2 separate regions of the Homo sapiens genome follow, and region 1 is linked to region 2. A link is an interaction called in ENCODE POLR2A ChIA-PET data of the cell type or tissue named here. Cell type or tissue: OCI-LY7. All regions are shown on one strand. Each heading gives the region's core, and the rest is flanking DNA. Links, peaks and the distances in the headings are about the cores only. Region 1 overlaps MAP3K1 (mitogen-activated protein kinase kinase kinase 1). Region 2 has its middle 50 kb from the start of C5orf67.

What was found. ChIA-PET counts read pairs that join two places held together with the same protein. Peaks named below come from ENCODE experiments on the same cell type or tissue, not always from the same donor. Only the 100,000 strongest peaks of a DNase experiment are listed, where the experiment ranks them.
Region 1: POLR2A ChIA-PET joins it to region 2 with 16 read pairs; 2 of 35 experiments call an interaction of 5 or more read pairs at or near these places.

Annotation. Positions count from the first base shown.
Region 1 is chr5:56,823,233-56,838,431 of GRCh38, reverse strand. The region is part of intron 1 of MAP3K1 (mitogen-activated protein kinase kinase kinase 1); the gene reads right to left. Among named protein-coding and RNA genes, the nearest start is that of MAP3K1, 15 kb to the right of the region's middle. RefSeq lists an enhancer at 12,558-13,068. In OCI-LY7, for the core only: a CTCF peak has its summit at 11,166; DNase peaks (open chromatin) are centred at 9,097 and 11,171; H3K4me3 peaks cover 989 bases.
Region 2 is chr5:56,648,477-56,663,675 of GRCh38, reverse strand. No RefSeq gene overlaps it. Among named protein-coding and RNA genes, the nearest start is that of C5orf67, 50 kb to the right of the region's middle. In OCI-LY7, for the core only: no CTCF peak of the experiment used is centred there; no DNase peak of the experiment used is centred there.

The DNA.
Region 1 (15,199 bases), core at 4,567-12,566, 170 kb before region 2:
ATAGCAAAAGCTACAATTTCATAGAACCAAATAATTGCATTTACTTTAAACTGGCAGGTTTTGACTTATGACTTTTCCTGCTATATGCTTCAAAAGACATTCATCATAACTGTTTTCTAATTTTAATGATTTCAGATATAAATGACAATTTGAATGGAAATGGGGCAAAGAACTGTACTTGTAACACAAATTGTATTACTCCATTTTAAAACAAGACAGCTCTTTTTCATAGGCATGCATATGAATATTCTTTTTAAAACAACAGCTTTGACTCAATTCATCATCACTCTGACTGATACCGGACCAAAGTTATCAACCTGAAAACTTTTAAACTGAAAAATGAAAACAGACTGACAGCTAATAAAATGTGAGTTTGCCTAGCATACAGAAGAAGCAAAAAATAAAAATAAAACCCTAGTTTATCTAGTTTTCCTTAGGCATATTTCCTGGTGTCAGTACTCTGTAGGGTTCACCTCATTAACTGAAGCTCTAGGGTCCCCTTGGAGAAACCATCCCAGGTGCTGCCTTCAGCCTCCCCCACTGGCCACGTCCCCTAAAACTCAGTGTGAAGAAATCTTCCTCAGTCCTCACTCAGCAAAGAGCACTGCTATAATGGCCTCTTATCTGTTTCCCACTCTTGACTTTGAGATCCGTGAGGACGGAAATGGGTCTCAAGCTTATGTCTCCTGCCCCAGCAGAAAGCCTGGCACAAGGGTGGTAGTCAATAAATATGTACTTAATAAAATAATGGATTAATCTTTTCCCCTTGGACTTTTACTTGAGAACAAAGCCTTTGTCTTACTCATCTTTCATCCAGACTCCCAAATGCCCAGTATTTGTACATAGGAAGCTGTGAGGAAGCAATGCCTTTCCAATATGAACTTCTACGCCAGAAAGATCTCCAAGATGTAAATAAGCTTCACTGAGGCCTTTGTGTATGCCAAGTATCCACTGTTAGTCCTGGGGCACTGCAGAAAGAGGGAAGAGCTCCCACACCACTCTTGGGAAAAATGACAGCTTTCAACCCCAGGAAAAGACTAAGAGATGGTCAGTAAAGAAGCTAAGAACCATGAGTCTAGACTCATATATATTTCAGTGAAAACCTAACTTAGGAACTTACCCATGTCTATAATTTTGTTAATGGCTGTTAATTTTTCCTGTGGTAAGTAGGAATAAAATGCCTTGAAGAAAACCCTCAGAGATTCAAAGATCTTGTGGCTGGGAGGGGAGATGCAAAAGCCATGAAGTGCATCCTATTAGGGAAGCAACCCAAGAGGAAGAAAGGGAACTAGCTCAGGGGGTCAGTGAATGGGCATGTCTGGGGGGCAGTGCTGGAATTCCGAATCCAAATTTCTCACACCTAGATTCTCCTAGCTTAAGGTGGGGGGATACTGCTGGCAGGATACATTTAAAACCACAGCATAAGCATAAAAAATGGAGCATCTGTTTTCTAGAGTGTCAATTTTATTCCAAGATTTCTGAGAGGAGTACCCTGTGATGGTTTTATGTCAAAGATACAAAGGTGGCTAAAATACAAAATTCAAATGGATTAAGGTAAATCAAAAGACTTGAGACTTGAATCGATTGTGTTCACTGTTCCAAGTAAGCATTACTAGGATGACAGTCTGCACAGACACTCCTGGGTCCCTTTCCTTCAGTCCCCTAAAAGAAGTATGCTGGATGGATAGGGCCAAAATGTTTGACAATAGGCTGAAGCAGCTGTTCTCAACAACTCTGCCATCATAATATGACAGTCACATACACAAGACAAAACTTCAATAAACTGTTTAGGGAGTGCCACACAACTAGCCTCATGTAAACAGTAACAAGTCACTCCCGACCCGAAGCAGAGACAAGATAAACCGCACAAATGCCCAAAGCGTTAATCACATCTCTACCACTTTCCCCATCCAAGAAAGCCTATCAGTATGCAAGAGAATAAGTAATATCTATATGGGTATTTCTAAATAGGTCCGAAATTAACTCTCTAAAAACTAATCACTTTAACACTCTGACATTATTACCAAAAAAAAGGTAATTCCTGAATTACCTTCCCACGTGCACTGCCACACCCATGTCACCAGCACCAAAATTTGACTGGCTGTAGTCAGGTACACATGCTGACCAAGTTGAAATATGGAGAGAGAGTATTTCTATGAGGTATTTAAAAGCGACAATTAGGAAGAGGGTAGACAAACACAAGAGCCACTCAGAGGGCTTGGACGGAAAACAATTCTCTGAACAACCTGGGATAGGGATGGTCCTTTACAGGAACTGCTCACATCAACCTCAGTCGAGTCCACAAACCAAGCAGAAATCATGAAATGGGTTCTGCGCACACTTACAAACACGTTTTTGTTAGAATATTATCTCTCTGAGAGCAGGGATTTGTGTCTGTTTCATTACTGCCATCTTCCTAGTATCTGCATACAGCCAATTCTTTACAAAATTTGATGAGTGAATGTTTTGTTATACCACAAGCTACAATTTAAACAAAGAGAACACAAACATTTCTAACTACAAATTTCCTATTTCAAAGGTATAGCTAGCTTTTCATTAGACTGGCTTCCTATTAACCATCAATTGACCCCCTCCAAGCCGCCATCTCCTTGAGAAATGACATTTCAGAAAAGCATGCTCACTACTTTAACCACAAATAAAACTTTTTCCTCTCTGTGCCATCTCTTCAGCTTGTAAAATTCCCCCCCTTTTTATCTTAAAACAAAAAACCACCAAACCCCAAAATGCTTCATCTTTGCAAACATTCTAGCTTCTATTTCTCTCCCATCTCCCTCCTTCTCCAGGTTTCTCCAGAGTAGCCTAAGATTCCGCACCTCTCCTTCATCCCTCAGTAAAGTACGTCCCACTCCCATCACTCCATTAACCCACGTCCTCTGTAGCCCTCAACCAGCAGCATCCCTACTGCGGACCACTGGCTCCTTGGAAAAAGTCCTCTTCCTACCTTCCTGTCTCCTCTTCCCTGCCTTCCTGTCTCCTCTTCCCTGCCTTCCTGTCAACTCTTCCCTGCCTCCTTGTCTCCTCTTCCCTGCCTTCCTGTCTCCTCTTCCCTGCCTTCCTGTCAACTCTTCCCTGCCTCCTTGTCTCCTCTTCCCTGCCTTCCTGTCTCCTCTTCCCTGCCTTCCTGTCTCCTAACCTGCAGTGGTCTCAGGCTCCTCCATAGGATCCTCTTCAGCTCTTTTCCAGGAAATACTGGCATTCTTCAGGGAGGAAGCTGAGCTAGTATTTCCCTGCTACCCTTTCTAAGGTATGGATGTGATCCTGGGCCTGCCCATCAAGGAATTAAGATTGCCAACAGAACTATCATTCACTTCTCAACCCTTAGCATCTGTGCCAGATTCTAAGCCATCCAAGGTTCAACGGAGCAAAGGTTCCATTGGAGAGAAACACTGGAGGCCATGAAACTTCAAGCCTGCAGGTGGAATTACCACTAATAAGTAATTAACTTGTATAAAATAAGATACTTAATTTTATATCTTATTACTTGTTAAGACTTATTATAATAATATCTAAAATTAAGTATCTTATTTTATACAAGTTATTCTCTTAAAAGCTGTATATAAGTAAAATATACACAACAAAATCATTTTCAGGAGCCTGACACCATCACCCTTATTCTGGCTGGGGTGTCAACTCACATTTTAATTTAAAAGGCTTTCTTAAAGCACAACAATATTTCTCTCATCTTTTTTCTTTCTTTGTTTTGAGATGGAGTCTTGCTCTGTTGCCCAGGCTGGAGTGCAGTGGCATCATCTCAGCTCACTGCAACATCCGCCTCTCGGGTTCAAGTGATTATCCTGCCTCAGCTTCCCGAGTAGCTGGGATTACAGGCACCTGCCACCATGCCCAGCTAATTTTTTGTACAGTACAGACGGGGTTTTACCATGTTGGCCAGGCTGGTCTCGAACTCCTGACCTCATGATCCACCCAAAAGCAAATTAACAGGCAGTATTCAACAAGCTGTCCTCATATCCAGGCATACACATAGAATCCTGTCACATCCAGGTAGAACCTACAACTACTCTTCAGTTTCCTCCAAGAGTTTCTTATGAAATTAGCTACAAGTAATCAATAACTAGCTAGAGAACACAAGAATTAAACTCTCTTTTTATCTCCCCTGGCTCCAGCATTTACCTAGGGCTCACTCAGTTCCTAGCACAGTACATACACATAGGAAAGTATGTCAATAAACAAGTGCTGAGCTAAAGTGACAGTGTTTAAGTTTCCAACCATAAGCAGTTCACATAAAAGACTTATGGGCCAGCAAACTACTACTGAAGAAAAAATAATGGCATGTCAGAGACACAGTTAAGGATAAAGATATTTATCTTGCCTTGAAGGAGATTTCAGTTTTACCTGAGTGACCTTTCTATAAACTAAAAGATAATCTCCTTTGTTGGGAAGGCATAGGGGTCAGGAAGATTACTGAATTCTCTCAGTCACTAAGCTCTTATAATTATCAAAGAAGGTGCCTGCTGAACACAAAATAAAGGCCCCACATGTGACAGGCAGGCATTCGTTAACTTATTTCACTAGTAAAGAACAACCACCAGTAACAGAATAAATGAACAGAAGTCCATCTAGGCATAACTTAATACTAGATGCTGGCCTTAGATATCATCTTTACTCAAATTAAAGGGCATTACCAACCAAGAATAATTAATTCTTTTAATTAAAACACATTAATTAAAAGAATGCTGAAGTGTGAAATAAGCCTAAATTTAAAATAACTGGAAATGAAAACCAGCTTTCCCCGCCCCCGCCAAGGCTCATTTGTAAACAGCTTTAACAAGTGTGTCTTGTTGTAAAGACACACGTTTCAGAATGCCTAAGGTACTGCAGGAAGCTCCCTGGGAGCATGCAGAGAGATACTCAGGTGTGAGCTGAGGCACTGTGGGGGAGGGAGTGTGTGCATAGACAGCAGGAGGTCATGAGTGTTCACTCTCCCCTTACTACTGTGCAAGGCTGCGTAGGCACCAAATGAGAAGCATGTCAGACAGTCTGGGCAGGCACTCTGTGAAGTACTCCAAAAGTGTTAACAATTACTGCTTTTAATGTATGTGCACACCAAGCATATCTCCAATTTTGCTGGCAAAAAAATGTATGTATTAACAAAGTTCAACCATATTTTTCCCTGAAGCCGCGTCTCTTCCCTGGCCTTGTAAAAACACTGAAATTTAAATGTATTTGTGTTTATAACTTGCTTTATTTTAGAAGAACTTCATATAAAAACAAAAAAATCATGGCAGAGCATGGTGGCTCACGCCTGTAATCCCAGCACTTTGGGAGGCTGAGGCAGGCGGATCACAAGGTCAGGAGATCAAGACCATCCTAGCCAACATGGTGAAACCCCATCTCTACTAAAAACACAAAAATTATCTGGGTGCGGTGATGCATGCCTGTAATCCCAGCTACTAGGGAGGCTGAGGCAGGAGAATCACTTGAACCCAGGAGGTGGAGGTTTCAGTGAGCTGAGATAGCCCCACTGCACTCCAGCCTGGTGACAGAGCGAGACTCCGTCTCAAAACAAAAACAAAACAAAACAAAAACTTAAAATGCTTCACTAATGTTTTCTGTATTTTTGGAAGACCTAAATAGATAATTTAATTTAAAAAGTCATCACTACATATGATTTTGACTTCATAATACACTATGTGAAGAATGAATAAAAGCTAAGACAAAGAAATGAATAATTTTTCCAAGATAATAAAATTTGTGCTCTGATTAAACAAACTTACCTCTTGATTTAAAAAAAATATGCAAAGATAATCATAAAGGTTAAGAACGCAGGCTTGAAGTCAAACTGCTAAGGTTCAGTTTCAGGCTTTGCCACCCACTAGCTGTGCTACCACCTTGCCAGGATACCTCACCTCTCACAGTCTCTGATTTCTCATATGTAAAATGGGAATCAAAATTCACAAGGATGATGTAAGACTTAAATGAGACAATTTATATAAGGCATCCAGTGTACCAAGCACAGAGGAAGTTAACTATTATTGCCATTTCAGATAAGTACAGTAGGAGAGTGACAGTGAACTAGGATGATTGAGGCTGGATCCCAGACCCAGCACTGTACTGAAGTAGGAAATCTCTCAACAATGGCTGAACCCCCTTTGCTTGCCACTTTTACTGCTTAGAGTCAGGAGGTTGTCCTTCCGAATTCTAAAATGCTATGACCATAAATCCTAGTATTTTATTTTTACCCTTCTGAAAGGGTAGGTTTTTATATTCATCATCTCATTTGCTCTTCCCAAATTCTCTAAGTATGAAGGGTATCATTATTTCTAATTCATAGATGAGGTCAAACTCAAAAGAGGTTAAATAAAGTAACTTTACTCAAAATCCTGCCAAAGTGTTAGGACAGTAATGGGGAACGGTCTCACAAGCCTGAGCCAGTGCTAACACTTCATCTACCACAATAAGCAGTCAGACAGCAGGTTAAATATCTTTCCACTAAAGACACCTGGCAATTCCCTCTCCAACAGCTAAAAGGGGAAAGAGGAAATCAAATATGCCCACAAGGAATGTCTAGACTCTTGAATTTCAACTGCAATTCAATTAGGTTTTTTACTTTAACAGACACAGTAAACTGTTTAGTATCAGAGTAATTTAGGTTTTCAAAGTATTATCTATAAAAATCTCACTTTCACATAAAGTAGGTCTCCTTAACTCTTGTGAGGTCAAAAAAGAATTCTCATGGAATTCATTTAATTTTTGCATTAGTCCTACATAAGCAATCATAAGTACCTTGAAATACATGAGAATACTCAAAAGGATTAATGTTTAATGTTCTAAAAGAAAAAGGAAATGATTCTGGATATCATTTAATAAATGTGTAAGTTTCAATTTTTGAAAGTGCAAACTAAATGCCTGCCTGATAGTTGGTCTGATTAAACTCGAATTACAAAATGAACAAATAGATAAACATTAGAAATCATGGGTTAAAAAAAAATTAGGGCTAGGTTTTTTGTGGTCTGTCTTCGTCTCTCATAGAATCTGCCTAGAAAGAAGCCTGATTAGGTTTTGGAGTTCACTGGTTTGCGATGGATTCTGCCACCTTCCCTTTTCTACCCCCTGCTCTCCCTCCCATTCCTAATCCTGCAGGTGGGAATCACAGGGGACACATATAATCACAGAGGACAGACAGTAATGGCTTTCAGGTCTCTGCAGTGACTGCAGTCTCTGAACCTCAAATTCACACACATGATCCTAAAAAAAAAAAAAAAAAACCCAACATTTTATCCCATTTTCACGGGTTAAAAAAAAGTTATAGAAGACAGAACTGGAATGCAGAAATAAAATTTCTAGGCTATTTTAATGCAAGAACACTGTACTTGAAAAGATCTGACACACATGACTACTTAAGCATATGGGAATGAATTAACATTTTAAATATATTATATTCCTTACGCAGAAACTTCTTACAAAACATTTACGTGCTGTTACCAATGCTTTTAATGTAGGCAATCTCTCATAGTGCATTACAAAAAAAAAAAATCAATCCTAGACTAGGTATTTAAAAAAAAAACAGTAAATGACAACATAAAATTTTCTGTCTTTGGGCAAAATTTTGTGACAGATTTTTAAACTCTTTAACCAATATAAGATTTAGCTCATGTGCTCTAAATACACACAAAATGATACAGCTGGGGCAGAAGTAACCCAATAGTATAAGGACAGGAAGTCAGACTAGGTGTAAAAAGTACAGTACAGGTAATCCAAAGTATAAAGCAGAAGGACAGCATCTGATTACACACACAAACCCTATCAATGCTCAATAAATGATTTATAAAATATTTATTTTTAAATAAAGAACTGAGAAATTTACAGGAAAATGTGTGTGTACCAGCACTATAGCAACTTTTCTATAGCACAGAACCCAGTGTAAGAGGCTTACTGAACCTGGAACACCAAGTCCCAAAACAACTTGGTCATGTGGAGTGAAAAGGCAGTAATTTAGAAAGACCTGTATATGCATGGGGGTGGGGTAGGTAGTATATGTATGTGTTTAAGAAAGAGAGAGGGAAAGTAAAACAAGAAACAGAGACGGAACTTGGGGAAAAAAAATTTCATTTTGGATTAGGTTATGGCCAACAGTATCTTCTACTCAGATAAGAAATGTCTACTAATTTGTTTTTAGTAATTAAAATATATGACATTTTAAATTTTAAATTCACAATTATAATCTGCAAAATCTGTGACATCTATCGGTATTCTGGGGCATCCTCAACAAGAAGAAAGCATTATATTACACAATATAATTCTGATAACATTTCTTTAGAAGGCTGCTGGATTCAGAGGTACTTCAGACACCAACGGTTTTGTATCTTATCACCAACACTTAGTCCAAGAAGTAAGAGGGAGAAGAAAAAGCAAGAAGTTCTTGAGCATAAACCTTTTCTCTTTAATGCCAAAACTGCTTTTTTGGACCTGAGCTCAAAAAGGGAAGGCTTTGTTCTCGTGTGTCTTCAGCACTATTTAAAACTCTCCTAGCAAATCATCTTGCAATGGAGGGAATGTCCTACTATCCACTTAAAAAACTGCAGGATGATTTCAGTTTGCATTGTGCAGATGACAGCTTAGCTGCCTTATTTACTGGTAACAAAACCTACAGCCAGTTATCACCATCAGTCACAACTACCTAGAGAATGGTGCTGAGGTGACCAAGATTCAAGACTTTGCTCTATTCCTGATCACAGCCTTATCTGGAAATCACGTGCTAGCAGCACAGAGTAAGTGCCCCAAATAAATATCTAATAACTGATCACAACAGTAAGAACTAGCATGGGTTGGGGCAGAAGCAGGAAGGATCAAGCATTCTTTACTACCAGGAATCCAAGACAAAAAATAATTACTGCTGAATGTCCGTGTGCTCTGCAATGAATTATGAACAGTTTCAGTTCAGTGTATAAAAAACAGCAATGCGGGCTCGGCATGGTGGCTCACACCTGTAAGCCTGGCATTCTGGGAGGCCAAGGCGGGTGGACTGCTTGAGCCCAGGAGTTGGAGACCGGCTTAGGCAACATGGCGAAACTCTGTCACTACAAAAAAAAAAAAAAAAAAATTTGCCGGGCACAGTGGCATGCACCTGTGGTCCCAGCTACGCAGGAGGCTGAAGTGAAAGGATACACTGAGCCCGCTAAGGTTGACGCTGCAGTGAGTCATGATCATGTCACTGCACTTCAGCCTGGGTGAAGGAGTGAGACCCTGTCTCAGAAAAAAGAGGAAAAAAAAAAAAAGAAGAAAAACAGCAATAGGCAAGGTGGTTTCTGTGAATACGATTCAAGTTGGTGCAATTACAATGATTAAATCAGTTAAACAGTCTTATTCCAAGTCTATTTGAAAGTCATAATTTTTTAGAACTTGAGCCCAAAATAATAGAATAGTGAAATGCAGTTGCATTTTCTAGTAGCTGTCAACTCTATCCAAATTACATGAAAAAACCCCCAAAATATAATTAAATGTAAATTTTCACAATTAGGAAGCAATATGATTGTTACCAAGCGATGCATTTTTAACTTAAAAAAAAAAGATGCATACATGTTTATTTACAAAAAGGTCTTTATAAATAAACACAAGAAGAAGTCAAAGAAGAAGCTTTTTTAGAGGTTATATCCAAAAATGTCCCTTCTTTATACAATTAACATTAAGAAGAAAAAGATAGCTTTTAATAGCAAAGTTGTCAAAAAATTAAAGTTACTTTAAAAACTGCCCCCTAAGGTAGTATTTGCTAAACACAAACATGCTAATGACTTTGACCTAATTTATTTTCTCCAATTTGCAAAATAATATTCTCCTAGCAGTTATTACGCTTTTTAAAAAACAGATTTTCTCATCACTTAATGTTGCTTGACAAACATGATTTCTTTTTTCTAAGCTTTTGTTGCTTTTCATTTGCATTTCTCTTTATAGTTGTTACCCAGGTTTAAAATTCCAAGAGTTTCTAAGTTCAAAAAACTAATTGTTGTTTCAATAATTACAGCTAAATTTAGCCACAAGAAGTAATTTCCAAGTTAAATTTTTGGAGAGTTGCTAGAGCTTGAATGGAACTGAGAGATTATGTAAACCAACCTTTTCTTTTCACAGATGAGAAAAGAAGACCAAGAAACCTGCATTAGGTCACAGAGATAAGAACCCTGAGGAGATGCTTTATCCCATATCACAGAATTTTGAAAGTTGCCATTTTCTATTTTTCTAGTAAATCATTTCAAAATAACAGGGGAAAATGTATTGTTATCAAGATGATGTATTATCTACACAAACCGCCTTTGCTAACCTAGTGATAAGTAGCACAGCAACCTTGGGGGAGGCTCTTAACCTCATTCTAAAAGGTTAAAGGTTTAAGTAGTGAGCATAGACAGTTACTTGCAAGAGTATTATCTACAGTTAGTATTAACTGAATACTTTTCTGGATCAAGAATGGTGCTTCATTATACCACCAACGACCCCATTTTAGAGACAAGAAATTCAAGGTTCAGAGAAGTGACTTCCCTGGGGTCCAAGTAGCTAACAGGTCTAATTCCTAGGGCCCAGGTTCTTTTTTTTTTTTGAGATGGAGTTTTCGTCATGTCACCCAGGCTGGAGAGCAGTGGCGCGATCTCAGCTCACTGCAACCTCTGCCTTCCAGTTTCAAGTGATTCTCCTGCCTCAGCCTCCCAAGAAGCTGGGATTACAGGCACACACCACCAAGCCCGGCTAATTTTTGTATTTTTAGTAGAGACGGGGTTTCACCATGTTGGCCTGGCTGGTCTCGAACTCCTGACTTCAGGTGATCCACCCGCCTCAGCCTCCCAAAGTACTGGGATTACGGGCGTGAGCCACGGCACCCAGCAAGGCCCAGGTTCTTAATCACTACAGTGCATGGTCTCTGAAATGGAAACATGTAGTTCCAAAACCACATTCAGGACCACAGTGGATGGAATTCATTTTGCCATGAGAACACTTCCCAATCTGTGAACCTCTGAAACTACATGGAGCTACTGAAGTACAAAAGCCACAGCTCCCAGATTTGTGACCCCAGACTGTCTTGTCCCAGCTCTGATGTAAATCCTTCTTGGGGCCTCCTGACCCACTTCCTAACACTCTGTGGTTACCTGTCAAATTACAAAGGCTTTTTTATTTTGTCCTAAGCGCTGAGATTCAAGGATTGGCCAGTGGGGGCAATACGAGGCAGAGAGCTCTGCGTGGCTCTCTCTCTGGCCAGAGCCAGAAATCGTGTCCCAGCTTGGTCCCTGGACCCTGCCTCCACTCTGGCCGAGTTACCTGAACTACACTTGCAGTCCTCCATGCCATCCTAAGACTGCTGATTTCTGGGCCTGTGTGTTCTCCACCCACCCCTAGGCCACAAAACCTCCTTGCAAGTTCCTTTCACCTGGTTCATTCCTCCACGTTTATCGGGACTTGGCTTGGTGCTCCACCTCACATTTCCCAAAAAAGCCTCCTGATGCCTCCCCGACTCACAGTGGACGGGGGCCTGCACTGTCTGTCATCAGGTAAGCTCCTCCACAGGCAAGTGATGGAGACTTCCCTCCTGCTGTGTCCCCAGCACCTTGGTGCCTGGCTGGCAGCTCTGAGTGTTTCTTGAAGGCATGGACATCTCCTCAGGAGTGACAGCAGGACTGAAGACACATGCTCTAGCATGCTTACTCATCTGCCCTTTCATTTCTCAGGAAAGAACATCCATTGATCCCACAAAAAGGGATGTGAGTGACCTGCACATCTAACGTGCTTGCTCACCTACAACCTGTCAGCTTGCTGGGACCCTGTCTGTGGAGGTCCAGCAGCTGACATAAATCTTGTGATGCTTACATCGTCATCAAGCTCTCTGCTTGAAGTATCTGAGCACATCTGTTGTCTGACCTGTGAAGGTCTCGGATTATTCTCAAGGACAGTAATATGTAGGTTGGCAGCAACATTTTTTCCCTGAGACCACATCTCTGAGCTTTTAACACAAAATAAGAAAATCTGATTCACTTTACAATAATGTGTGCTTTACAAACATCTCTTTGTGAACACTGTCGTTCAGAAAGACCTGACTACATGTACAATGATAGAGAAAAAAACTAAAAAGGCTTAAAAGTAGCAAATCTAACTCAGATATCGAGGAACTTGTTAAACCAGAGCTCGGCAGAATTCACAGTACAGCACTGATTTCTACAAAGCCACATTTATTTTTTAGTGGAATACCAATAATTCTTTATTGCAAAGAGAATAAAAACAAAACAAACAAAACCTCACCACGGAGCTGGAAAGAGTATTCTAGATAGAGGTAAGAGCATTGGGCACGCCGAGAAAGAAGGGTGATCAGCTGCAGGACAGAGCTGGAATTCAGCTGGTCAACAGTCCAACCAGAGAAGCCATTTCAAATGCCTTATCTATGTATTCATGCCAATACTTCTTATAAAATAAATTTTTAAATAAAAATTGTTTTCTTTAAAAAAAAAAAAGAAGAACGGTCAGTTGAGGGACTAAAACTGAGCACGATGCTGAAATGACGGGAGCAGACCATTCTGAGGGGCTGCTGAAAGTGAGCAGAAGCCTGAGTCCTAAGGGTTTCTGAACTGCATTATGGAGTCTGGACTTCATTCTGAGGGTGAAGAAAAGGTTGACAGTGGGTTGACAGTGGCCTGACCCTGGGTTAGCAGTCATGGCAGTGGAGGAAGTTGGATGGATTCTCAGGCTACTAGGAGAGTGGCAATAACAAGAACTGGTGACTGATTGGAAGCTGAAGGTGTGAAAGCCAGAAGAGTAAGAGCACAGCAATTAAAGAGACAATGGCAGTGTTTACCCTGATGGGCACCCTAAACCACATGGAGATCTGAATGCAAGGATGAAGAGGCTGAGCAGGGCAGAGATGCAGCCTGGACATGTGACTGCCACAGTGCCTGGCAGAGGGGTCCCTCCTGGAGGAACTATCCTGGAGAAAGTTGTATGCAGGATTCTGTCACAAAAGCCAAGATGTCTTAGGCACCACAGTATCAATGAGTCAGCAAAGATACGGCTGATAATCTCTTAACAAATCCTTTTCTTCCTGGTTAAAGACTAGCTTTCCTTCAATCTTTGTACAAAACTTGAAATTTGGTTATTTAAGAATCTAGACCTGGCCGGGCATGGTGGCTCACACCTGTAATCTCAGCACTTTGGGAAGCTGAGGCGGGTGGATTACCTGAGGTCAGGAGTTCAAGACCAGCCTGGCCAACATGGTGAAACCCTGTCTCTACTAAAAATACAAAAATTTAAAAAGTTGGAAGTGGTGGCAGGCGCCTGTAATCCCAGCTACTCAAGAGGCTGAGGCAGGAGAATTGCCTGAACCTGGGAGGCGGAGGTTGTGGTGAACCAAGATTGTGCCATTGCACTCCAGCCTGGGCAACAAGAGCGAAACTCCATCTCAACAACAACAAAAAAAGAAGAATCTAGACCCTTGGAGCAAGAAAAATATCTTTAAGACTCCGTCTCAAAAAAAAAAATAAAAATTTTTTTTAAAAAACCGGAAAAGATCAGTATATTAGTGGTAGTGGTGATTATTATGCATTTTAAAGAAACTGCAAGGTATAAAATGACTCAGGTCAACAATAACAAAAAAGATTTCTCCACACAGATAATAGATAAGACATTCGGTAAGCAGCATCCATTTTTATGTAATTCTAAAGTACATATTTATTCAGTATCATCAAGGCTACAGAAATACATCTTACAGAACAGTTAGAGGTTTACCACTTCAAAGATCAAGACACTTTCTATAACTATCTTGGATAGTAATTTTCCTTAATCTATATTACAAGCTTTCCAACTTCACTTCACTGAGTATATTTTTAAATGGCAGAGGCTGCCCTAGATGGAACTAATTGTACCAATGCTAGGTGGCCCCCGACTGCAATGTTTTGAGTCCTATTCTCCCTCTCTCCTCTCACTGTCAGGTGTGCCAACACTGCTGCCTTTGGGGAACCTGCCTCTTGCAGGACTCACACCGCCACCCCTTCTAACTGGCTGCTTCTAATTGCTGCATGTTAGGAACACCACATGAACAACACTGCATGAACAACATCTGAAATAAGTATCAATCCTGAGCAAATGCCCTGGGAACTCTACTAAGTGTAAAATCAAAGTGCTTCAAAGCACATATTTTGTTACAGGTCCTTTGGCTGCTTAGAGTATTTTTTCTTACTTCTTAGTGCTAACCCATGTTCTAGATAAGAGAGGCTGCTGGGTTTACTTACCAACAGTAAACTTTGAAATGTTTTGTTACATGGGTTCTTGGCTTCTGCAATCTCATGGAGTACTTGCCTAACAAATATTTTCTTCAATGGAAATGTGAACTTTTATTTATCCCAAGTTGAATTATGATCAAATTAATGAATTTTGGATGAAGTAGGGTTATCAGATAAGAATTCTAAAAATGATATCTTAAGTTTAGATGACATTCTGAGAACTTTAAAAATAAGAATAATTATATTAATGCATGACACCTTTATGTGTATATTTATTCACAGATGTATGTGTGAATATATAAATGCATATATATACACACACGCACTCTTAACTCCCTATTAAGTACAGAATAATTATATACACATAGCAGACTCTTCTTACCTATAAAGTTGTCATGCAGTATAGCTATTTGCTCTCTACTACATTAAGCTGTCCTATTTCACTCGAGCCACCAGGCACGTCTACAAGTCCAGGTACCTCTGAATGAGTCTATCACAAATCTACAGTGTTGAAACACCATAGTCTAGACTTTTGCCATTTAACACCTTTTCAGCTATGTCCTAAACTACGTCTGACTAAACAGGAAAAACAGTGGATCCACTAATTTGAACATGCCATGCCATTATCCCTCTCATTCATTTATTCAATAAATATTTATGCAGTGTCTACCCTATGCCAGGCATCCTGCTAGGTGCTAGGGGGAAGGCAGTCATTCATCAAATGAGGTAACAAATGTAAAAGCACAACACTGACAGTAGGGACACCCTGCTACAAAGCCAGTCTGGGTGGATGAGGGAAAGCTTCCCTGAGGAAGTGTCAATGAGTTAAGATTTTAACAACGAGGAGCTGACTTTATGGAAAAACAGTGTTCCTGGCAGAGGGAGCATGTGAGGGCCCTATAGAAGAAGGCAGTGAGTGAGTCTGAGGAAATGAAAGCACGCAACCCTGCCACGGAACAAGGGCAAGTGTGAGC
Region 2 (15,199 bases), core at 4,514-12,513:
TAATTACATTTGAATACTGAAGAAAAGAGAGGCCCCCGAGCCTGAAGGATTCAGTTGTTATGTCATTCTGACAGCAAATAAGGGAAAACAGAGGAAGGGTTGAATGGGGACATATTATGAGGGAAAGATTTGGTCACTTACTGTGTCAGAAGGTGATGGGCATTAGACCTGGAGGAGGGAAATGCTATTTTATCAGAACAATTCCTGCAAAATGATCAAGAAGGGTACATGAAAATTTGTTCAGGGTTTTTGGAAAGAGAAAGGCTAATCCCTTCTGGAAGGCTTCTTTTATAAGGCTGAAATGTGGCAAGGTGAGCTATGATCCAACTTATTTGTAATAGAATCTTATAGGAGAGGAATTCATGCTCTGATGGGCTTGAACTCCAAAAGAAATAGAATTACTTGGGTTTTTCTTGTTCATTCCATGATGAAGCTAATTCAAATCTCAACTTAGTTGTGACTTTTTACTTAGTGACTTTTTTTCCCCATTAGAATCCCCAAATAAGTGACTTATTTATTCTCATGTTATTATTCAAACCATTCTTCAGCTCACACTCAACCTCTGTTAGACATGAAGCTGGGAAACGGCTGGGAGAACTTCTGATTGGGACATGCTTGCATTTTTCACATGACTTTGCCAAAACGGGTTTCTGTATTCAAACTGAGAGCTTCTACCTTGAAAGCTGTCTTAACTTAGCATTCAAATCTACTTTGCAAGATCTTGAATTTAGAATTTCAGCTAGTTTTCACAAGTAATTCGTAGAATGGTTCTATTTTTCTTGGGAAATGAAAACAGCACCTCTTTGGGCAGGATTTAGAGAACCCTAGGAAAATACAGGGCTAAGGTTTTGATGTGTCTTTTATTGTCGTATTGATTGGATAAGCGGTAATCTGGGAATCTCTCTTAGAAAGGAGCACATAGGACTTTGGCAAGAAGGCTGTTTTAATAAAAAATAATCTTCTTTAAAGGTCAGAGGCCTGTTATGTAATGTGTAAGGTAGGATAAAAGGCTGTTCTTTCTGCATCCATAGAATCCTATGTGTGCATAGTATGAAAAGCAATACCAAACACCCCTATCCAATATCAACTCAAGGAAAACAATAGAATACTTTCTTATGTCCAAAAATGTGGTATTCCTTTATGTGAAGTGTCTCTGGACTGGGAAGCAGGACTGAACTCTCCAGCATCTGGCATCTGCTTTTGTTGTATCAACATGGCTCTGAACAGGACATGGTGATGTCTCTGACATTTGGTCTCGAATATCTGAGCTTTTTGGTCTTATCTTCACTTTCATCAACAAGTTGAATGAAAATAGAGAAGACATATTTAGATGTTTGTAGATTACATAAATTTGAGAGGTTTTACTGACTGAATCAGTATTTCTAAAAGAGCTCCACATGTTAGATCAATGGACTGAAACTAAGGGGATAAAGTTAAATGAGGAATGAATATCAGATCTTCGGTTAAAAAAAACAAATTGACTGGAGATGACTGGCTTAACAGAAGTTCATGTGGAAAGTCTCATGAGTTTTATCACCGAGGAAGTCCAATGGGAGTTGGTTGCCACGTGGTGAGCATCAAGTCTTAGAGTGCATTCACAGGAGTAGAATCCTCTGATAAAGGATGGCAATGGCCTGTCTGCATTTTAACTCTAGTCAAACTGCAGCTGAGTTCCATATACTTAATAGGGTCAAAGACAAATAACAAAAAACAAAAAACAAAAAAGCAGAGTTTGGAGACAGTCAACCAGCTGGTTAAAAATCAGGCAACTGTATCATATCTGGAACTGTTGCAGAAATTGCAGAAACCATGATTTAGCCCAAAATGGAAAAGCTCAGGAGGAGGCATGAGTGATTTCTCTATGGAAGGGTTGAAGAGCTTATGGATTTTAGAAGATTTTATAGATTTTAGAGTGCATGTAGTAGTGGGGCAAGACCAGGATGAATGTCTGCATGTTTAAGGGAAATCAAATGGAAATTGATGCAAGAAAGGATTCTCCAATGATCTAATGAGTAAGATTTGTTCAAAAGTAGAATGGACTGGCATGGGAAACAGTCCCCTGACCCTGAAGAATGAGGCCAGGTCCCAACCTTCTGGCAAAAATTTGTGGGGGGAACAAAGTTTAAGTTGTACCAGATCCCCCTACAGATTCTGTTCGTTGCAAAGTAGGTACAGGTTTTTCCTGGGGCTGTTCCCTCTCCCCTTTATCACAGCCATCACTCTGGGAAGGACAGGATCAACTACATAGCACCCTAAAGTTAATCACCTGTAAAGCTTGATGTCTTGAGCCCATGGGTATTTACACTTCAGCAAAGTTCCACCAAAACAGACATACTTCTATTCATGCAGAATACACTTGCTTCCACTAACAAACATGGAATATCACGAGAATAGGATTTTCATGTGCAACAATAAACTCCTGGAAGGAGACATTTGGGGAGGGGGTCAACTTGCATCTCTTAAGTGAAAAGACACAGGCAAGACTTTATATCCTATAGAAGTAGAAAGTCAGGAATGATTCTTCCTCACCTATCTGTTCTAGACAGTATGCTGTCTCTTTCCTCAAGGCAATTAGCAATCATTACCTAATGGGCTCAGGAGAAATAGAATACAGGAACTGTTACTGTTCCTTTTTTTTTTTTGAGATGGAGTTTTGCTCTTGTTGCCCAGGCTGGAGTGCAGTGGCACGGTCTCTGCTTACTGTAACCTCCGCCTCCTGAGTTCAAGCAATTCTCCTGCCTCAGCCTCCCTGAGTAGCTGGGATTACAGGCATTCGCCACCATGCCCAGCTAATTTTTTGTATTTTTAGTAGAGACGGGGTTTCACCATGTTGGCCAGGCTGGCCTCAAACTCCTGGCCTCAGGTGATCTGCCCACCTTGGCCTCCCAAAGTGATGGGATTACATGCGTGAGCCACCGCGCCCGGCCTGTTACTGCTCCTTGGTGTTGTTGTGGGGTTGAAAGATCAATGGGAACAGTAGCTGTGATCTTGGTTTGTGATGAGAATTTTTTAGCTACCACTTTCCACTCTAGGTCACTTTTATCTCAGCAGAGGAAGTGGAAAATGAAGATTAAATATTTGGACATGGCTACAATCATAAACTCTCAGCTTTAGAAGATTATTTCTCCTTTTTCTTCTTTCTCCCAGCCAGCAAGAAGGATAGAACAGGGAGGGTATCCAAGCTGCAGGAAGGCAGGCTACCAAATATTTTTGGGGTGAAGAGTCGCTATCCCAGGAGACGGGAGAAAGGGCTGGGAGGAAGGAAAGAACTGAGGAGTATTTTTCTCCCTCATCCAGGAGGCGCCTGGAGACCCTTTCTGAATCCGGCATCCTCCGGTTGGTGTCTTTGCAGGGATGTGCAGGGGCCCTGTGGAGTTCCTGCAGAATCCTGCAGCTGTTGGGGCCTCGGAGGAGATAGGCAGTGTGTCTCCCAGTCCTTGTTAGTCCCACAAATAGCCCATTGAGGGGAGCAGGAGAAGGGAGAGGCATCCAGGGCTGCCCCTGGGGTCCCTCAATGGGGGCACTGTTTAGGCTTGGGTGGAGGCCAGCCCTGACACCATGCTGGTTGTTAAGACCTCATTCTTCCCAAGGAGGCGGCTGGAAAGGCAGCAGAGCAGCTGAGGCTCCAGAAAAGGTACCGCTCTTGTTCCTCACAGGGCCCGACTGACAAACGAGAGGAAGCCACTTCCTTTTTAATTATTTTCTGTTGTTCATTCCATTTACATCCCAAGCGTTTTCCCCCCTTCCCTCTCACTCTGGTTTTACTACTCAAGACCCGAAACTGATGGGTTTTTCCTTTCTCTCCCCAGTCTCAACTGAAACTTAGAAATGATGTCAAATTTTTCTGTTTTGTACCAATCTCATTGGGCATCCCATCCAAGAAGCACCCTGAGAATGGCTGCAGTTTTGCTGTTGCTCTTGAGTAGTTGAAAGACTCTTTCAAAATGAAGAATGAGGCTTTGGAGATAGCAAAATACTAGTTAACCACTCCGGGAAACAGCTGTTGTATTTCACGTCTACCATTTATACGCCTCTTTCTGATAACACCACCTCCTTCCCTACTCAGCCCACGGGCTTTGGTGGGGTTGATCTGACCCATGGGTCCCCCGTTTCAGGGGTGAACACAGCACCTGCCAATGGAAGCCTGCATCTTTTATTCTTCTGGCTTGGGTGAGGGGTACTTGGAACCAGACTGGTCCAAGTCACAGTCCATCCTGAAATATTTTGCTGGAAGCATTGAGAAAGAGACTCCATTTCTACTGAGATTGATGAATGGGTACAGTGTAAGTTGAGAAAAGTAAAAGAAAAAATAATCACTTCTGCTACCACATGGGGAGAGTCAGTGTGAGAATACAGGTTATAGAGGAAAGCTGAGCCAAAGTGACAGACCCCTGATGACATAGGGTACAGACTGGACCCAGGTATGTCTGAAGCTAGCACCCTGACCTTTCAGTTATGCTGGTCAGTATATTCTTTTTGTATTTGTTTGTCTCATTTGAGCTGTGTTTCTGTTAGCTGCAACCGAAACTACCTGGTATGTCTGAGTCATGCAGAGATATTAAACTTCTTTCTGCTTCCTAATCCCTGCTCAGGCTACTCTTATTTAATTATTTGCTACAGTGTTTTGTCCCAAACAGTACCAGAGCCAAGATGCCTTAACAATATCCAAGATTTTAGCCTTGATGAAAACAGGACTTATCCACTCAGCTCCTCTATGACTGGACTGGGTAACAGGCTATATTGGAATCCCTACCTGCATCTTGGATCTGTGGTAAGAGCCTCAGCCTTTCCCATTCATCCAAGGATCATTTATTCTGTGTCTACTGCATGCCATGGAATGGCTTGAAGCATCTCACAATCAAGCAGAGAGACATTGGTGTAAGAGCAAAGAAGTATGGTGGGCACTGCGATGAGAGTCTACCTCTGCTTCCATGGGGAGGATCGAGGAGGGAGTGGCCAGTTCTTAGCAGGAAGAAGAAAGGCCTCACAAAGGAGGCAATGCTTGAACTGTATCTTCAAAGAAGAGTAGAGAGTTTTCAGCTGAAAAAAGTGTGGGACAGACAGACCAGTCCAGCCTAGAATAGAAATGTTAGCTGGACAGCCTTCTGGCATAAAAACCTATCAATTGAAGGACAGAGAGGCAGTTCAGTCTTGCGTGTTTATCACGTTTCATTTGTGTGTTATACTATATAGAACACAGAAATGTGTGGCCACAGTTGTCCCCTCCTTCCTGTACTTGCGAAACTCAGAAATACACATAATGTTCTCTTACTGCTAAGCAAGGTTATATAGATGGTTGAGTCAATTGTGGCAGATGGACCAGCATTCCATGTCTAGTCACCAGCTTTGTGGGGATATGTCATTCTGGAGGGGACAGCAGTATTGGTAGCAGCAGCATCTTTGCTACTTCCAGATCCAAGTTAGAACCGTATGCCATTAAAATACATTATCCATTGGTGGACCCTGAGACTTCCTCTTCAGCCCTTTCAGTAATTTCATAAACACTCTGTTCCTACACTAAATCCTTTTTGTTTCAAATATCTACAGTATGTTCTGTTGTCCATTCTGAGCCCTGATGGATACAGTGTATTAATAGTGTTTTTAAAAATGTTTTGAATTTTATGATGTTTTGACATCTTGAAAATTTTGCTGTCCGGGGAGAGACTGACCCTCCTAGGGTCTGTCTTACAGATAACAAAAGGCTCGCCTTTCATAGGCAAACAAACCAATAGAACAACAGAGTCTATACCTTCAGTAACCCCCTTTAACTCTCATATACCAGTCCGGTATTTATCTGCCCTAATTCATTCCAGGGCCAGGTATCAGACAACTAGAGAACACTCCTAGAGCCCAAAGCCTGCCAGAATGATTCAAACTAGCCAACCTGAAACTGTTTACTCTGCCCAGTTTTAGTTCTCCTGCAGAAACCCCAATGAAAACTCCAGCCTAGACTTTCCCCTCCTTGCTCCTGCTTCTGCCTCCTGACCAAAACCGGGTGCTCCCTAGGTGGCCTTGCATGGTGTTGTGTGCCTTCTCTGGGGGAAAGGTAAGTGATAAATATCTTCTTTTAATAGCATCAGGCTCTTTGTGTCATCACTTGGTCACCTCCATAAATTAAAATCCTGTGGATATAGTCATCGAGCCATAGAGTTCCCCACTGTGAGGTCTGTAAGGGTCAAGACCTTGCTTATCTTGTTCTCCATCATGTCCCTAGTACCCAGCTCAGTGTCTGGCAGCAGTAGGTTGTCAGTAAACAGTTTTTGAGTAAGTGCATGAAAAACTGTAATATGCACATGCATGTATATGTGTATAAATACACATAGTCTAAAAATTTCAAAAGATGCCTTAAGGCTGAACATGTCAAGAGATATCTTTCTAGCAACAAGTGTTATGTTGTCATAGGCTAGTAGTTACTGTGAGCTAGACTTGATGGAGAAGTCCTGGTAAAAATAAACTGGATTCTGGTGGATAAGAAGAAATTGGATAGGAAAAAAAGGGGGGGGGCATTCTAGGTATGAGTCCCCAGTGCTACTATCACTGTGCACTGATGACTAATGTGTACTCACTCCTGAAATGAGGACTAAGTTCCCTTTCAAATGCATATGGGCTTACAAGTGAAGGGAAAAGGTCTTGGCATAGTGTTCTTGGGTTTTGCCAAGCCCTGATGTTGTGTTTGGAGCCCTCCTCTGCCCCCAGGCCACAAGAATTCCCCTGTCCCTATCCCATACCCACATCAAGCATGTTTCTAAATCTTCTGGGAAGCCACACAGTCAGCAGTCAGATCTCTGATCCTGCTTCAGAACAAGCAAGGCAAGATCTGAGTTCAATTAGCAGAAATTTCCATGGGGAGCATTTGTCCAGAACATTGGCTGACAGCCTCTCATCCTCCTGAGCTCCAGGAGTGGGTGAAAGGTTTGGTGGACAAAGCTGTCTTCATTGTACAGGGATTACAAGGGATGGGATGGGATTGAGGACATCTTTACCCACCAGTCCCAGGTGGATCAGTGTTACCAGAAAGCCACTAGCCTTATGAGCACTCTTTTACCTAGGAACCAATCTAACGCAATGCCAGTTTCTCATTTCATGGTTTAGCTATAAAAAGAAGCTATTACTGGCTTTAAAAATGGAATATAAGGAACGCTTGGAATTGTGTTAAATAGATAAATAAGGTTTTACCACAGTTTGAAGTTCGGACACCAGATTGACTGGAGGTCATCAAATTAATTAATCAGAGATGAGCCTTGTTATGTAAATGTAAGAGAGACAGCAGATGTCTACAGAAGCTTTGCAAGGCTGCAAGACCTGTTCTCACACCACATTCGGGGTTAGAAACAGGGTGAGTGGATGAGGCAAAAGCTCTAGGACTTCTGAACATTTTGTAAGGAGGGGCCTGTCCATGCCTAGAAGAACACTTGAGAGGACTGTGCCCTGGGGGCTGTGCTAGTACTCTGTACCCCCAGACTTCACTTGATTGATGTGAGTTATCTTCCTCTGTGTTTAATTGAAATCAAGTCTGGTCATTGGGAGGGCTTAAATTAGGAAATTCCTAATTTTAGAAAATAAATATGGGAGTTCACAGCTGTCGTATTTAATATGCTCTGAGATCTTATTGCTTTGATGTCTAACCTAAGCCTTCATTCTATTAAGCTAGTGGATTACATTTCTTAATCTCCCTAAACTTTAGTTTCCTCATCTGTAAAATTCCTAAGGACTTGTTGTGAGGCTTAAATGAGAAAACTCACATATATTTCTTAGCCTATCCTGGCACAGAGTAAACCTTCAATATGTATTAGCCATACTTATTATTATTAACATATATAAGGCCATCAGCTCAAAGAATTGTGGACAAGTGAATTGCTAAACCATGCTAGACTAGAGATTATAAATCTTGAGATATCTCCTAGTCTCTGCCCTTGGCTTGTTGTGTAACTTTAGGCACTTCCATGAGCCTGGGAATGGGGAGAGATTGGACATGGCACTGCAGCAGGTCATATGCTAAGGGCTTGGAGGGGGCATGGTTAACCAGAAGCTCACGGGACCTAGGCAGGGTGGCTTACCTGGATAAAGAGGCCCCTAAGTCTGAGGCTGCATAGGTCTGTAGGATCCATAATGAAGGAGGTGGTGGTTGGACTCACCTAAGAGCGCCAGGGATTGAGAAGAATACTGACAAATTAAAGAATATTACAGGATGATAGATGTTCGCTGGACCACGTCTCTTGAGGTCCAGTAAAAGGAATGGAAAGATAGATTAGGGGTAGTAAGATTCAAGCTCCAAGTAATTTGAAGGCTGTTCTAGGGTAAAATCTAAGATCATTGGATGAAAATTATGGAGAGGCATTTTTGGCTCTACTGCCAATTAGGATGAGAGTGGTAGAACCTTCTAGGAGATAGCAGTGGACTGGACTGCCTTGCAAAGTAGAGTTTCTGAGGCCATTCTCACTGTCTAGGCTGGTTCTCAGGAACACTGAGGAGGGTTCTAACCAGGAGCATCTGGAAGAGACTCAGTACAGCATTATGGATGGAAGTGATGGCCAAAGAAGATTTTCCTGAGTAAATAGACCCCAGGAAGGAGTAGACATTAGACAGACAAGATTGGGGAGTCAGTGGGGGAAAGAGGAGAAGGGAAGGAGAGAGGGCACGAGGGGTGCTGGGAACGGTAAGTTGTTTCCATGGCAGGGGCACAGAAGTGGTGGGGAATGAGTGGAGAGGAGGGCAGAGAGTGCTTTCAGGGCTTTTTATGTTATCTTGAGGAGCTAGGACTTTATGCTGAGGGATATGAGGAGCCCCAGAAGGGTTTTAAGCAAGGGAGTGGCATGGCCACATGGTGTTGTAGAAGGATCACTTTCATGGCATCAAGGACCTATGTAAAGGAAGAAGAGAATCAATATTTCCTGAGAACCCACCACAAACTTCAGGTAAGAGGGAGAGCATCCCACACCCATGGCCATCCTGTGAACGGCAGCCATCTCTACTTCATACATGAGGACATTGAGGACCGGAGGGGTTAAGTGGCTTTCTCAACACTGCCCAGTTATTATTAAGTGACCAAGCAGAGATTCAAAACCAAATGGATTTGTTTTCAAAATCTGTGCTTTGTTTCCATTCAATGAAAACAAAACAAAACAAATCCCCTTTTTGAAACTATACCCAAATATCAAATCTTCAGAGGAATTTTACTTAGCCATCTGCAAGATTGTGATCACGCCTGAGCATGCCTAGCTGTGGATCGTTCCCCTTTCGCGTGACCCATTGTTCTACGACCCCTTTCCTCCTGGTTGAGATTGTTAGACAAGGGCCAGTCTGATACTCCTTTCCAGTCTGAAACTGAGGAGCCAGTTTTCTTTCTGTGTAGCTGGACACTTGGGTGCTAAGGGACAGCTACAGCCCACTGCATGGATGGAGAAGCAGAGATAGATAACTGCAGAGAGAAAAAACACTGCAGATGGAGGAGCTAGGACTTTATGCTGAGGGATCTGGGGAGGCACAGAAGGTTTTAAGCAAGGAAGTGGCCTGGCCACATGGTGTTGTAGAAAGATCACTCTCATGGGGTCAAGGGCCTACGTAAGGGAAGAAGAGAATCAATATTTCCTGAGAACCCACTGCAAACTGGATGCTTCAGGTAAAGAGAGCATCCCCTACCCACAGCCACCCTGTGGATGGCAGCCATCTCCATTTCATAGAGAGGAGAGGCCCAGAGATGCCAGGGCTCTACAGATCTTCTTATGGTCCATCTGGATTTCCTGAGACCCTCTCATCCTAACATATTTCCCCTTTTGGTTTAAGTTAGCTAGAGTTAGCTTCTGTTACTTTGGAAGAAGATTGAAAGGAATGGATTCATGAGAGTTCCAGTGGGGGTGTCAAGGAAGGCAGGCAGTGGGAGGGTGTGGAGTTTACTCCCCAAGGGGCTGAGATAGGGGCAGCAGGAGCTGGGGATGGAGTCCTGCGATGCCTTCTCACAACTCCCCATGGAGTTACCAAACTCATGAAAAGCTGAGTGAGCCTGGGTTTCCTGTAGAAACAGAGAAGGGGTTGGAGTCTGTGACACACTGCTACAGGGCTCCATTGAGGCAGCAGGGCCAAGGCAGAGGACGAAGAGGAATAAAGGCAGGAAAATCACAGGGAGGGGATTCATCCATCTTAGGCATCATATGCGGGGTACAGACCAAGTATAAGGGATCCACGACAGTGGAAATGTTCAAGCAGACATCTGGTTTATAATTGAAATCAGAGGCTTAACTAATATTGCAAAGTTCTATTTATTTTATTTTATTTTACTTTTATAGAAGAAATACATGGAGGTATTCTTGTAAAATTCCAAGTTATAAATATATGTGGAGTAAAAAGTGAACCCCCTCTTCATCCACCCTTCACTTTTTAAGGGTGAAATTCCAGGTGGAACCTGGCCAAGCCCTGAAAAGCCCAGTTCAGGGTGAAACGTGACCCAGGCTGTAGGTAGCAGGTAGGAGATGAGCACACATCACTGTCCTGCCTCCTGAGGGATGCCGTACCAATGCCGAGGGTCAGAATTAGTTTTTTGAAAATTTAGTGTAGAACAAGCATTCATTAATCATAATCTATTATCACATAAAATGCTTTTTTTGAGAAGAAGGTACAGAGAATTCCCATATACCTCCTGCCCCCACACATGCATAGCTTCTCCCATTACCAGCATCCCCACCAGAGTGGTACATTTGTTACAACAGAAGGACCTACATTGACACATCATTAACACCCAAAACCCATAGTTTACATTAGGGTTCATTCTTGGTGCTGTGCATTTTATGGGCTTGGACAAATGTACAAATGCTCCTCAATTCAGAAGCGGTTATGTCTGGATAAACTCACTGTAAGTTGAAAATGCATTTAATACACCTAACCTACCTTAAACATGCTCAGGACACTTACATTATCCTATATTTGCATAAAATCATCTAACACAAAGCCTATTCTATAATAAAGTGTTGAATATTTCATGTACCCTGTCACTAGCTTCGGAAAAGATCAAAATTAGAAATTCAAAGTGCATCGAAATTGCAATGGTTTCACACCATTATAAAGCCAAAAAATTGTAAGTCCAGGACCATCTATATAGTGACATGTACCCACCATTATAGTATCATACAGAGTGGTTTCAATATCCTCAAAATCCTCTGTCCTCCACCTATACCTATTCATCCCTCCCTCACTCCTTCCCACTGGCAACAACTGATGTTTTCCTGTCGCCATAGTTTTGACTTTTCCAGAATGTCAAATAGTTGGAATCAAACCCTGGGGGCAGGATTTTGAAGCCTCCTGGACTCTTTCCCAAGGTAGGTAGAGAGAGCTGGGCCAGTTCATGTCAGTATTGGGTCCCCTGAGATTTCTCTGTAATTGTAAGAGAACAACAAAAAGAAACCTTTTATTTTTCTGTATTGGGATGGGATGAGGGGATGTTAAAGCACAGAATGGTGAAGAGTGAAGAGAAAGGAACATTCCAAATGCACACTAGCAGGGGGATAGGAAAAGAGAGGCAAAGTTGGAAGTGAAGGAGGCAGCCTGCTCTCTTGCTCCCCAGCTTGAAATTGGGGTGTGGAGATGGGCATGGGTTGAGGGTGTGGTAAGGAGGTAGCTGCACATCTGGGATGACTTTCCTTCTCAGGTTCCACTGCCATTGCTAAATTGACCCTTTCTCCCTTCTCCCTCCTTCTCTACTCCCTTTTCTCTGTAGTTCAACCCTAGCCTGCACAGTGAAAAAAGTCACATCTCATAGAAGACATGAGAGTGAGTCCTGTGCTGAGGACCAGCCACCTTGGTGTTTATGTGATGGTTCTTGGGGATGGTTCTTGAGGTTGAACTGCAATGCCCCTTCCGTGCCACATAGTTTTGCTGGGTAACTCTCCTCACTAAAATGTTCAAGAAAGGAAGGAGACATTTGCAAGATATAGATGCTACGAGAATGAGCCATTTGGATCCCTGACAAAAGCCTGCATTTGACCCTGGCCCACTCCTATTCAGAGATTGGCTTCCCAGTTTGGGCATCGCTCAGGCTCTTTGTTTCTTGTTTGCTTTTTTTCTGAAGTATCTGGTTGTTGGGTGTTTTGCAGCTCAGGCTCACTTTTAGTAACGGAAAGAGAAAAGATACATTACAAACCAAGCAAGCTTGCCACTTGTTAGCCACTAAAGATTTGGCATGGCAACAAGCTAATGCTAATGTCTCAATTCAAGGTTTGGGATTGTATTAGTCAGGAATCTGCAGAGAAATAGAACTCATAGGATATATGGAAAGAGATTTATTATGGAACTTGGCTCTCGTAATTATGGAGGCTGAAAAGTCCCACAATCTGCTGTATGCAAGCTAGAGAGCCAGGAAAGTTGGGGCAGTAGTTCCAGTCCAAACCCAAAGGTCTGAGAAGCAAGGGAGGGTGTGGCACTAATGTAAATCCCCGTCCAAATTCAAAGGCTAGAGAACCAGGAGGGCTGATGTCTGAGGGCAAAGATGGATGTCCCAGCTCAAGCAGAAGAGACTGACTTCTCCCTTCCTCAGCCTTTTTGTTCTGTTCAGCCCTCAATGGATTGATTAGGTGATGACTGGCCATATTAGTGAGGATGATCTTCTTTACTCAGTCTACCAATTAAAGTATTAATCTCTTCCAAAAATACTCTAACAGACACAACCAGAAATAATGTTTTACTAGCTATCTGGGCATCCTTTAGCCCAACCAAGTTGACACATAAAATTAAGCATCACAGAGATTACGTGTGAATTGGAGGACAAGCTAACAACTGAGAATATATGTTCTCAAAAGTGAGAGGCGAGGAAGCAAGTGGAGCAGGGGGTGGTGGGAGATGGTGGGTGGCAAAACGAAGAGAGGAGGCTGGGAGGTGGAATCCTCCCTTCCCCAAGCTCTGGAGTTATGCCTACCGCAGACACAGTAAACTTCCTCCGGAGAGAAGAGGAGCATTAGTGCTAACTTGTGGGGCAGCTTATTATTCATGTTGGAAATAGGGGTTAAAAAATAAGGGAGAAGTAAATGAGAAAAATCCCTGCCGTGCTGCAGAGGGTGGGAGGCCTCATTGAGTCCTCGGATGTGTTGTAAATGTGGAGTTTCTCCAGGCTGATTAAGTGGAATTAACTCTGTGGTCTGGGATCTTCCAACCTCCTGTTGCTCTCATCTCTCCAAACCCTTGTTTTACCTCTACAGAGCCTCCTGGAACCCTGAGGAATTTATTAATGAGGTCCAATTATGAAAAATTTCAGGATTTTAATCAACTTTGGATGCAGGGCTGAAGGTCCATCTCCTACCCCACCCCCCAAAACCGTACATTAAACAAGACCTAAGATGAGCTCACACTTGATTTCCTCTCATTCCCCCACCTCTAGCCCTCTCATCCTTTTTGTCCACAGCCTCTCCACCCCGACTTCTCCTCCGCCGCATCCCCCACCCCTGGCCTTCACACAGAGCAGAGGACTTCAGTTACCCCTTAGTTTAAAAACTGCAGGACAGGCAGGCCAGTAGCCCTGGCTGGCTTCTGTCCAAGCTCTCCCCACCCTCATTTGTGGCTTTCATCTAGGTGTTCAGAAGAGACTTTTCCTGGCCATTTCCACCTTGTCTTCTGCAGCAAACAATCTTCATTTCCTCCTCCAGGATATTTTTGAAGACAGATTAGAGGCTTGAAAAAGCACTTGGAATAACTCTTTAAAAAGGTTTACTAAACACCGGTGGAAGGAGACAAAGGCAGGGTGGGAGAATCAGACCCAAATTATGCTCTATTTATCAGCCTGTGTTGCCTCAGGCCCCAGGTAGCTTGGGTTCTCCTTGGCCTGTGCAAACTTCTGGGGCTCAGTCTCTGCAGCTGCTCCTCATGCTGGGAGACACGGCCCCTCCACCAGCTGCTGTGGGAATGCCACATCTGGCATTCCTGCAGCTACTTCCTCTCCAGGGAGAAGCCAGGGCTCCACCCTGTGCAGTTTCACAGAATGATGCCGAGCCTCCTGGGAGCAGGGCTGTGAGCTGCTAACATCCTCCCAGGTTCTGCAGGGGTTGGAGGCTCCGTTCAGCTGATGAAACATTCTTCATCTGGGAAGACATTTAAAGGGATCGTGGCACAGCATGGCCAGGTTTTCCAGAGTTGAAAATTCCTTTTATCAAAGTGGGGGGCATGGTTATTTCTTCAATTTTTTCAAAAAAATGAAACTAAGTCGTCTGGAAAATTGGCCTTCAGAGGTGGGCGCTTTAGCTCTGTCTCTTTGACGAAGCCTTCCCTGTCCACTGTAGCCAAGAGGGACTTCTTAAATTAGCTAAGATTCTTTTGGTTGCAAGCAACTGAAAAGACACTTTATCTCTAGGTTGAACAAATTAGAGCATTTGTAGGCTCCTGAAATCAGGGTGGGAATAAGTTTATTCTTAGGAATAAATGGAGCCTGTGGGGTGCTGAATGTGGCTCGCGCTAGTTCTTGAGAGCCAACTGTTTGATTTTGAGGGATTTTGTAAGCCAGTTGTTAAATATAACATTATTAAAAAATAAATGATATAAACTCATGAGTAAAAATTGTATTAAATACAAAAGTAATAAACTCTAAAACCTCATTACTTCTCAATTATTTTACCGCATTTTGCTATTATCTACACCTTTGAGATTCTTCATATCTGTGGTATTGGTATGGTGGAAACCCTGTACAGTGGTGTGCTATTATACATCTCTTTCCAACTTCATATGTATTGATGTCATGTTGGAAGCTTGAAAATGTCCGTAGTGGAGGCATTTAAACCATAGAAATGAATGAATGCTTAAAACCAAGGCTTAATCTATTGTTTTGTTGATTGTCTAGATTCTAGACTTAAGAAAGTGAGGAAGAAAATGTTGACAATGCAAATTGAACTTGAAAGTGTGTTGTATCTGCAGTTCTTACATTGTGAATAGCATCGAAAATTGCTAAGATCTTTCAGATTTTAAGAACAATTATTTGACTTGGCAAAGCAGTCAGTCATATCACTGAAAAGTGAGTCAAGCTCCAGTATGTGTCTTTGTTGATTTACTTTCATTTTACTCACCTAAAGAAAATTACCAACCACCATTTGTGTCAGAACTACATTTGGAGAACTAGTTGTTAATGACCAGCACACTGCTGTCTTTGATGTCTCTTATTTCATATTTCTAGTTATTTCTTGGTATTGACTCTCTTTCCTCAGACCAGCATCTTCCAACAGGCTAGAACTAT